Linked DNA regions of Homo sapiens: region 2 is linked to region 1. Evidence: chromatin contacts called from ENCODE Hi-C or POLR2A ChIA-PET data. All regions are on one chromosome and are shown on one strand. Each heading gives the region's core, a stretch centred on a gene start or an enhancer-like site at or near the end of the contact. The rest is flanking DNA. Distances are from core to core; before and after follow the strand shown. Region 1 holds the start of CCDC191 (coiled-coil domain containing 191). Region 2 holds the start of GSK3B-DT (GSK3B divergent transcript).

The links. A loop is a pair of places that touch in the nucleus more often than their neighbours do. ChIA-PET counts read pairs that join two places held with the same protein, here RNA polymerase II (POLR2A). Pooled maps may share reads with other maps.
Region 2: a map of CD8-positive, alpha-beta T cell shows a loop between it and region 1 (14-fold over the local background). The contact joins the promoter of GSK3B-DT here to the promoter of CCDC191 in region 1. A Hi-C loop is called at or near these places in 2 of 168 maps with a recorded cell type or tissue (CD8-positive, alpha-beta T cell and naive thymus-derived CD4-positive, alpha-beta T cell) and 11 of 50 pooled maps. POLR2A ChIA-PET finds 5 or more read pairs at or near these places in 1 of 52 experiments (PC-9).

Annotation. Positions count from the first base shown.
Region 1 is chr3:114,054,301-114,058,711 of GRCh38, reverse strand. CCDC191 (coiled-coil domain containing 191) reads left to right here and starts at 2,186. Exons shown (of 17, transcript NM_020817.2): 1 at 2,186-2,335. The coding sequence starts at 2,246. It overlaps QTRT2 (queuine tRNA-ribosyltransferase accessory subunit 2), which reads right to left and starts at 1,975. Exons shown (of 10, transcript NM_024638.4): 1 at 1,848-1,975; 2 at 1,606-1,713. RefSeq lists an enhancer at 2,035-2,444.
Region 2 is chr3:120,093,427-120,097,570 of GRCh38, reverse strand. It overlaps GSK3B-DT (GSK3B divergent transcript), which reads right to left and starts at 2,467. Exons shown (of 3, transcript NR_186629.1): 1 at 1,793-2,467. GSK3B (glycogen synthase kinase 3 beta) reads left to right here and starts at 3,124. Exons shown (of 11, transcript NM_001146156.2): 1 at 3,124-4,144. The coding sequence starts at 4,137. RefSeq lists enhancers at 2,016-2,335, 2,615-2,909, 2,536-2,945.

The sequences.
Region 1 (4,411 bases), core at 937-3,436:
AAAACACAAAAATCAGCCAGGTGTAGCAGCACATGCCTGTAATACCAGCTACTCCGGAGGCTGAGACAGGAGAATCACTTGAACCCAGGAGGCAGAGGTTGCAGTGAGCCAAAATCATGCCACTGCAGTCCAGCCTGGGTAACAAAGCAAGATGCCGTCTCAAAAAAAAGAAATGAAGAACGCTACAATTCTAGAAAACAGTAAATGAAGATTTTTCCAAGGCATTCGGAAATCGTTACACCATTTGGTAGGGGGAAAGAGATAACGACGACGTTAAACTTTGTTGAGTATGTGTGTTAAAAATTCAGAAGTAACTGTTAAACGATTAATGACAGAATGCATAATTTCCAAACTCACTGGAGAGGGAAGTGGGAAGATAAAGAAAAATGAATTAACCTAATAAAAGGCAAGAAAGGAAAAGAGACCAAAAAAAAGAAATAGAAAACACAAAATAAGATGGTAGAATTCCAAATGTCAGTAATCACAATAAAAGTTAAATTAATTTCACATATAGAAAGACAATAATAGCAACTAACATTTATCGGGTATTTACTATGTATTAAGCACTGTTCTTTATATATTCACTCCATTAATCCTCAGATCAAATGCATAATATAGATACCATTATTATCTGCATTTTATGTATGATAAACTGAGGCTGATAAAATCCCCAGCTGGTAAGTGGCAGAGCAAGGACTTTAATTATTGAAGTCTAGTTTTCAGCGCTGTACTCTAATAGGCTGGGAGCTTATTAGAAGTTCCATCTGGTACACAAGCACATTATAATCTTAGTTTCCATTTTGCTATAGTGTTCTTCTTCTTTTCCCTTTCTCCCTCCCGCCTCTAATCCATCCTCCCAGTCTCTGCAATCTTTCTCCATTCTCATACAAATATTTAAACATACTTGCATATGGGAGGGAGTGTTTTGGTCAGGGTTTGCTTTTACAAAAATGGAAACATATTATACTATAATATATGCACTTCTCTGCAATTTGCTTTTCTCTCAAGAATAAACATTAGACGTCTTTCCTGAAGAAGAGACATAAAGCTAACTTACCCTTTTGAAAAAAACTACTTCGTGGTACTGCATAGTTTGTATGAGCACAATTTATTCAACCGCCTTTCAGACAGACCAGTTACAGAGCTGGTCCTAGGATCGCTGCAACAGTCCGAGGGCATAGCTTCCCTAACTTCATTTTCACCAATTTCAAATCAACTTTAGTTTACATTTCCTGGCAGAATGCTTCACATACATTTATTTTTAATCATTACAACACTCCAGTGATTCAGGTATTATCGTCCCCATTTTGCATGAGAAAACAGGGTCTCTGAGTTATTAAACAAGTTGCCTAGGGTCATATAGCCACAAAGTAGTTGAATTCAAAACTCCTGTTCTAAATCTTTACTCTGCTTTATAAGCCCATTTATCACCCCTAAATGGGCTGTCTCTGGAAACACCTCGGCTAAGCCAATAAGCCTGGATTTATCTTTGCTCCATGGGCCATCTCCATGGCCCCAGACCTCCCTAGGCACCTGGCTCAGAGATTGAAGACGGTCCCACCCTCCCATGGGCAGTTCGGAATAAAAACTTCCTGAAAACTCTACCTTTCAGCAGAGGCTAGTCGAAAGGGGCCCTTTTATCTCAGAGGTGTCGGCGACGCTCACACGATTTATGAGAATCTGAACTTACAGAAACCAATCCACCAGGACACCCTGAAAAGGGAAGCAGAGGAGACATGGCGGGAGTACAATCACCGTTACTGCAACACAACCAGGAAGCGTCTGGACGCGACGTGACTCATCCATCTCTAGCAGCTCCCACACCAGCAGGGCAAAGGGGCACTTACCTGCCAACAAACCATTCGACTCTTTCAGTCTTCAGACCCCTCAAACTCCTCACAGTTCACTACCACGTGTTGCAAAATTCTCTGCCCCAAAATCACTGCCTCCAGTGCAGAGCCAATCAGGGAGTACTGCGTCATCACTGGGCGCCAGAAAAAAAGCAAAGCCGACATTCAAGCGAGCCTTGATGACGGCAAGAGCGAGGGACCTCTGCCGTTGCTATGGTAACTGAGCCAACGCGAGCGGCCTGCGCAGAGCCTCGTGGGAGTGGTGGTTCGACGGTGTCCTATGCCTGCTTTCCTTGCGGGCGGAGGAACTACAATTCCCAGCGTGACCCGGAGGCAGCCCGGGCAGAAGGGCGGTTGCTGCAGCTTTGGCCGAGGTTCGGGCTCGAACTTGGAAAATGCTCCTGGCGCCTCAGGGAAGGTCCTTCTCAAAGAAAAGGATGGGGCTGAATCGCTGGAAACGGTTCACAAGGAAGCCGAGTCCCAAGGTGATCCCAATCGAGAGCTTTGGAGGGCGGGGACTTTCCCAAGGCGCGGCGCAGTCAGGAAGCCAGTCGCGGCCCGTCTGTGCTTCCTGCCTCTTCATCCTGAGCTGACACGCCCCTGCCTTGACCGCCCCAAAGCCAGCATTACCCTGAGTGAAATGCTCTAGGAGCTCTGGGGTCTGGGCACATTACGGCTTTGGTGGGCAGCATCGTGGAAGAACTGTTTGTAACGCTTTTCTAAAACCGGAGGTGTCTGCTAATGCCCATCGGGGTGAAAGGAGTTTGCAAACTCCGTTCCCCCTACCTTAAATTTTAGGAAACTTCTCGCACATTTCTTTCTTTTTCTCTCTCTTTTTTTTTTTTTGCAAATCTTGGGGTAATTGATCTTTATTAACGGGAGAGAGCTTCACATTAAATACCCTGCCTATATTCCTGCCCCTTCACTTTTACGTAAAGTATCTAAATAAACTCAGGAGTGCAAATGGATATTGAATACATTAATACTTGATTCACATAGTAATTTCTAAATTCAACCAACTTTCAAAAAATAGATTCTCTCCGTATCTATCACCCATTTGGATGCATTAGCACCTGAAGATAAGAAAAAAATAATAACCCCATTTTAAACTTGAAACATATGTGACATGTGCAAAGTCACAGTTGCACCGTGTGCTTTCCACAGACTACCTTTTTAACAGTCCCCAAAAAGATGCTTAAAATCTAAATGAGAGTACTAAAATGGAGAAGCTTCTCAGCTTTCAGCTACAGAGCAGTTTCACCAGCTGTTTTCACCCTTAAGTTATACTTTCCTAAATAATATTCTGTAGATGTATGTGGCCTTTTTGAGGGCCCCAGGCGATTGTTCTTGCGATTTATTCTAAATTTACCAGCTAAATGCATTGGACATATTCCACATGACAAATATGTTGCCCTAGATACTAGAGGGCACAGACTGAAGCATCAGGGAGACTTGGAAACTGAGGCTGCTGCTATTTCAATACATCAGTTGCATAATGTATTGGATCCAAGATAGGATATAGATATGGACTTGATGATGAAAGGTAAAAATTTAGAATAATTTCTTAGGACTCCAAAAGGAAGGATTTTTGCTGCTAGTGCTCATTATTACTGCCTAGAGAAAAAAAGGTAAAAACATAGGGCTTCTTCAAGTTCAGTTGTATTTTAATTAGATCAGCTCTTTCTTTGTTGCAGTGACAAAATTATTAAGCAGTACAGCTGCGTTAGTTATCAGTAAGATGCTTTGAAGGTAAAGTGTTAGGTAAGTGAAAGAGTATTATATTTTTCCCACCTCCATGTGTCAGTATGCTAGTTTAGATATCCCCTTATTTTATTATTATTATTATTATTATTATTTTAAAGAGTATATTTGAGTAAGAAGCAATTCATGAACTGGGAACGCCAAACCAAAAGAGATTTAGTGCTCCAATGACAAATCATCAGGATATCCCCTTATTTTAAAAACACACCTGAATTTTTAGTGAAGAAGATAACTCTATTTGTTAAGTGACTATTAGAGGGAATTCTGCAAGCTTCTGGGAGTTTCAGAGGTTGAAGAAAGGAAATGTCCTGATAGTTTTACTTCTAATTTCAGATTAATACCTGACTGATCTGGGTGGAAATTTATATTTTCTGCTTTGTAAAACAGTAAAAGTCAGATTGATTAACCCTCGCCCCATTCCCCAGTTTTTGTTGTTGTTGTTGTTTGTTTGTTTGTTTGTTTTTGAGACAGAGTCTCGCTCTGTCGCCCAGGCTGGAGCGCAGTGGTGCAATCTCGGCTCACTGCAAGCTCCGCCTCTCGGGTTCACGCCATTCTCCTGCCTCAGCCTCCTGAGTAGCTGGGACTACAGGCACCCGCCACCACGCCTGGTTAATTTTTTGTATTTTTTTTTTAGTAGAGACGGGGTTTCACCGTATTAGCCAGGATGGTCTTGATCTCTTGACCTTGTGATCTGCCCGCCTTGGCCTCCCAAAGTGCTGGGATTACAGGCATGAGCCACTGCTCCCGGCCAAAACACACCTGCATTTTTGGCAAAGAAGATAACTCTATTTGTTAAGTGA
Region 2 (4,144 bases), core at 1,218-3,717, 6.0 Mb before region 1:
ATAGTTTACTTTACTCCTCTATTATCCTGTGATATTTTCCTTTATTTTCTCTTGGCCCACATCTTAGACATTACATAATTTCAAACTATCTCAAGGTCTCCAAATACCTTGTTAAACATTTCAGCCATTGCATAACCTTTTCTCTTTGCCTGGAATGTTCTTTCCTTCCTTATCCATCTGTACAACTGTACAACTATTCTTTGTCTAAACTAGTGGTTCATAAACTTTTTTTTTTTTTTTTTTTTTGAGACGGAGTTTTGCTCTTGTTGCCTTGGCTGGAGTGCAATGGTGCGATCTCAGCTCACTGCAACCTCCACCTCCTGGGTTCAAGCAATTATCCTGCCTCAGCCTCCCAAGTAACTGGTATTATAGACGCCCGCCACCACGCCCAGCTAAGTTTTAAAGTTTTAGTAGAGACGGGGTTTCACCATGATGACCAGGCTAGTCTTGAACTCCTAACCTCAGGCGATCCACCTGCCTCGGCCTCCCAAATTGCTGGGATTACAGTCATAAGCCACCACTCCTGGCTTGTCCATAAACTCTTGATCTTGAGCTAACATGATATGCACATTATAAGATACACACAGAAATAAAAAAAGGATTAAAGGTGCACTATTTTAAAGATAAATTTCAACCGGCCCGGTGTGGTGGCTTACGCCTGTAATCCTGACACTCTGTGAGGCTGAGGCAGGCAGATCACCTGAGGTCGGGAGTTCGAGACCAGCCTGACCAACATGAAGAAACCCCGTCTCTACTAAAAATACAAAAGTAGCTGGCATGGTGGCACATGCCTGTGATCCCAACTACTTGGGAGGCTGAGGCAGGAGAATCACTTGAATCGGGGAGGCGGAGGTTGCGGTGAGCCGAGATCGCGCCACTGCACTCCAGCCTGGGCAACAAGAGTGAAACTCCGTCTCAAAAATAAATAAATAAATAAAGATACATTTCAATTATTTAAGGTCCCAAACCATTTTGTTTTCACCCTCCTACTGCTATCGGGCCCCTAACAATTATTAACACTTTTTCCAATGCCTCATTGGCCAAGGGATGTTTTTAGGTTGGCCTGCAGGGTTTGAAAATTTGGTTACCAACATTTAAAAATGCAGAGATTTCACACAAAAATCCAATTTTGGGGTTTCTTTTGGGAGGAAAAAAATTGAACATCTGAGAACACTGGACCCACATTCCTGAGGGCAACAATCTGCTAGAGTTGAGCAGCTGTTCCTTTTAGTTATGGCATGGATATTCCAATTTGCCATTTTCCCTATCATTCCCCATTGTCTTACACAAGGCCAGTCTCACTCATTTGCTTTACTTGTCTGGCCTCTGTAGCCATTTGAATCTGCAAACACTATCTAGACCTTTCCTGTCTTCCATCAAAGCTTACTTTGTTCTGTCCCAAGTCCTTCATCAGTGTTTCAAAGCAAGAGCCAGGTAATCTGATCAAATATAGGTCCTTTAACATGTGCTTTCTGGAGACAGCATCTTAACAGAAAGAGATGACTCTGCAGGTAGAAATTACAGGCACCACTGGATTACAATCAGGATGGCAACTGTCTGTTCTACTTTCTCTGTTATCTTGACGTAGCCATACCTCACTGTTCTAAAGCAGACCAAAGGAACTGGTTCTATGGTAGAACAATGGACGCTGGTCTTATGTATGAAATCTTCTCAAGCTGCACTTTTATAGATCACCCTAGTTCCAAAAGATCCAAAGCTACCACGGGCTCCTCTGACCCCCCCATTTCCTCGGAGGCTTCAGGATATCCGGCCTGACGGCATTTCCCCTCACCTGCTTTCGGGGCCCGTTTTGCGCTGGGCAGTTGCGCCCAAGGAGCGCGCGCATCCAGCATGAGCTCATTTCTCATGGGCGTTTCCAGAGGCCCGGCCGGGCCGCGCACACCAAGCGCAGCAAGCCTCTGTATCAATGGCCCCCGCGGCTGGGCGGGGCGCGGCCGCCCAAAGGCGCTGCCTTTCTGGAAGCTTTGTTCCCATTTTAGCGTCTGAGAGCTTGCAGCCGGCTGGGAAGGCCCCCTTGGTCCGTCTGGCCCTTTCGGGGAAGAGGCCAACACTCGGCACACGCGATCCACGGCAGAGGGGAGCCTTGGGCGCGCAGAATTGGCTGCGCCCCGCCGAGAGCCTCCTGTGGGTGGGGAGAGCCCCTCCACCCCTCTGCTCGCTTGAGCGCTCAGAGCCCAGGGCCGCCGACCGCAGCACTTTCCGATTTGCTGCACCGAGGGCCCGCGGTCCCTGTGTGCGGTTTCCACCGTTGTTGGAGGCGGCCGCAGGCGAACCGTCGGGTCGTCAGCCACGACCCGAGTCAGGCATCTCCCCGCTCCTGGGACCGGGGCCGAAGGCCAATCACACTGCAGCTAGGTCTTGCGATTGGACGGCAGTGAGAGCCGATTGGCCGCCGCCGCGAGTTTCGGGCTCCCTCCCTCTCCCTTTTGCCCCAACTCCAGCGCCTAAGCTTCAGGCCAATGAGACAGCGCTTTATAGACGCCCTCCCTTCGCTTTCTTCTCCCCACCTTGGAGAGGGAGGGGAAGTCCTGACTGGCCAGACTGTCCTCGGAAGCCCCCTTCTCTTCACCAATCACCGAAGGAGGTACGCTCCCAGCGGAGTTTTCCAGCCAATCACAAAGCGGCGGCGGCGCCCAGCCGTGCAGTTTCACCAGCGTCTCTGGGTTTCACCGTCCTCAACTCTTCAAGCCTCTTCGTAAGGGCCGGCGACTCTGATTGGCCACTGTTGCCATTGTCGAATGTCTCCTCCAGCCAGCCACCGAACAAGGCGAATTCACCCTTTCCGTTCGGCTACCTTCGGCATTTTCCGCTCTTTGGGCGTGGCTTCCCAGCGTCACTTTCTAATTGGTTTCTCAGGCTGATCGGCTTTTTCCGGGAGGAGCCGCAAACAAACGACGTCCGTGATTGGCTCCGTTCGGGCTTCGGCTCCCAGCCGAAGCGGGCGAGCGTGGGGCTCGGCCGGCGATTCCCAGACGCCTGTTACGCGGGCGGCGGGGCGCTGGGCGGTGTAAGGCTGGGTGGGGGAGGAAGGAGGTGGAGGACGAGTAGGAGGGGGGAGGAGGAGTGGGGAAGTGCAAGGCGGCTGCGCAGACAGCGCTCCTCACACAGAGCAGCTCCTGACCCGGGCGAATGCGGGCTTGTGCCGCCGCCGCCGCCGCCGCCGCCCGGGCCAAGTGACAAAGGAAGGAAGGAAGCGAGGAGGAGCCGGCCCCGCAGCCGCTGACAGGGCTCTGGGCTGGGGCAAAGCGCGGACACTTCCTGAGCGGGCACCGAGCAGAGCCGAGGGGCGGGAGGGCGGCCGAGCTGTTGCCGCGGACGGGGGAGGGGGCCCCGAGGGACGGAAGCGGTTGCCGGGTTCCCATGTCCCCGGCGAATGGGGAACAGTCGAGGAGCCGCTGCCTGGGGTCTGAAGGGAGCTGCCTCCGCCACCGCCATGGCCGCTGGATCCAGCCGCCGCCTGCAGCTGCTCCTGGCGCAATGAGGAGAGGAGCCGCCGCCACCGCCACCGCCCGCCTCTGACTGACTCGCGACTCCGCCGCCCTCTAGTTCGCCGGGCCCCTGCCGTCAGCCCGCCGGATCCCGCGGCTTGCCGGAGCTGCAGCGTTTCCCGTCGCATCTCCGAGCCACCCCCTCCCTCCCTCTCCCTCCCTCCTACCCATCCCCCTTTCTCTTCAAGCGTGAGACTCGTGATCCTTCCGCCGCTTCCCTTCTTCATTGACTCGGAAAAAAAATCCCCGAGGAAAATATAATATTCGAAGTACTCATTTTCAATCAAGTATTTGCCCCCGTTTCACGTGATACATATTTTTTTAGGATTTGCCCTCTCTTTTCTCTCCTCCCAGGAAAGGGAGGGGAAAGAATTGTATTTTTTCCCAAGTCCTAAATCATCTATATGTTAAATATCCGTGCCGATCTGTCTTGAAGGAGAAATATATCGCTTGTTTTGTTTTTTATAGTATACAAAAGGAGTGAAAAGCCAAGAGGACGAAGTCTTTTTCTTTTTCTTCTGTGGGAGAACTTAATGCTGCATTTATCGTTAACCTAACACCCCAACATAAAGACAAAAGGAAGAAAAGGAGGAAGGAAGGAAAAGGTGATTCGCGAAGAGAGTGATCATGTCAGG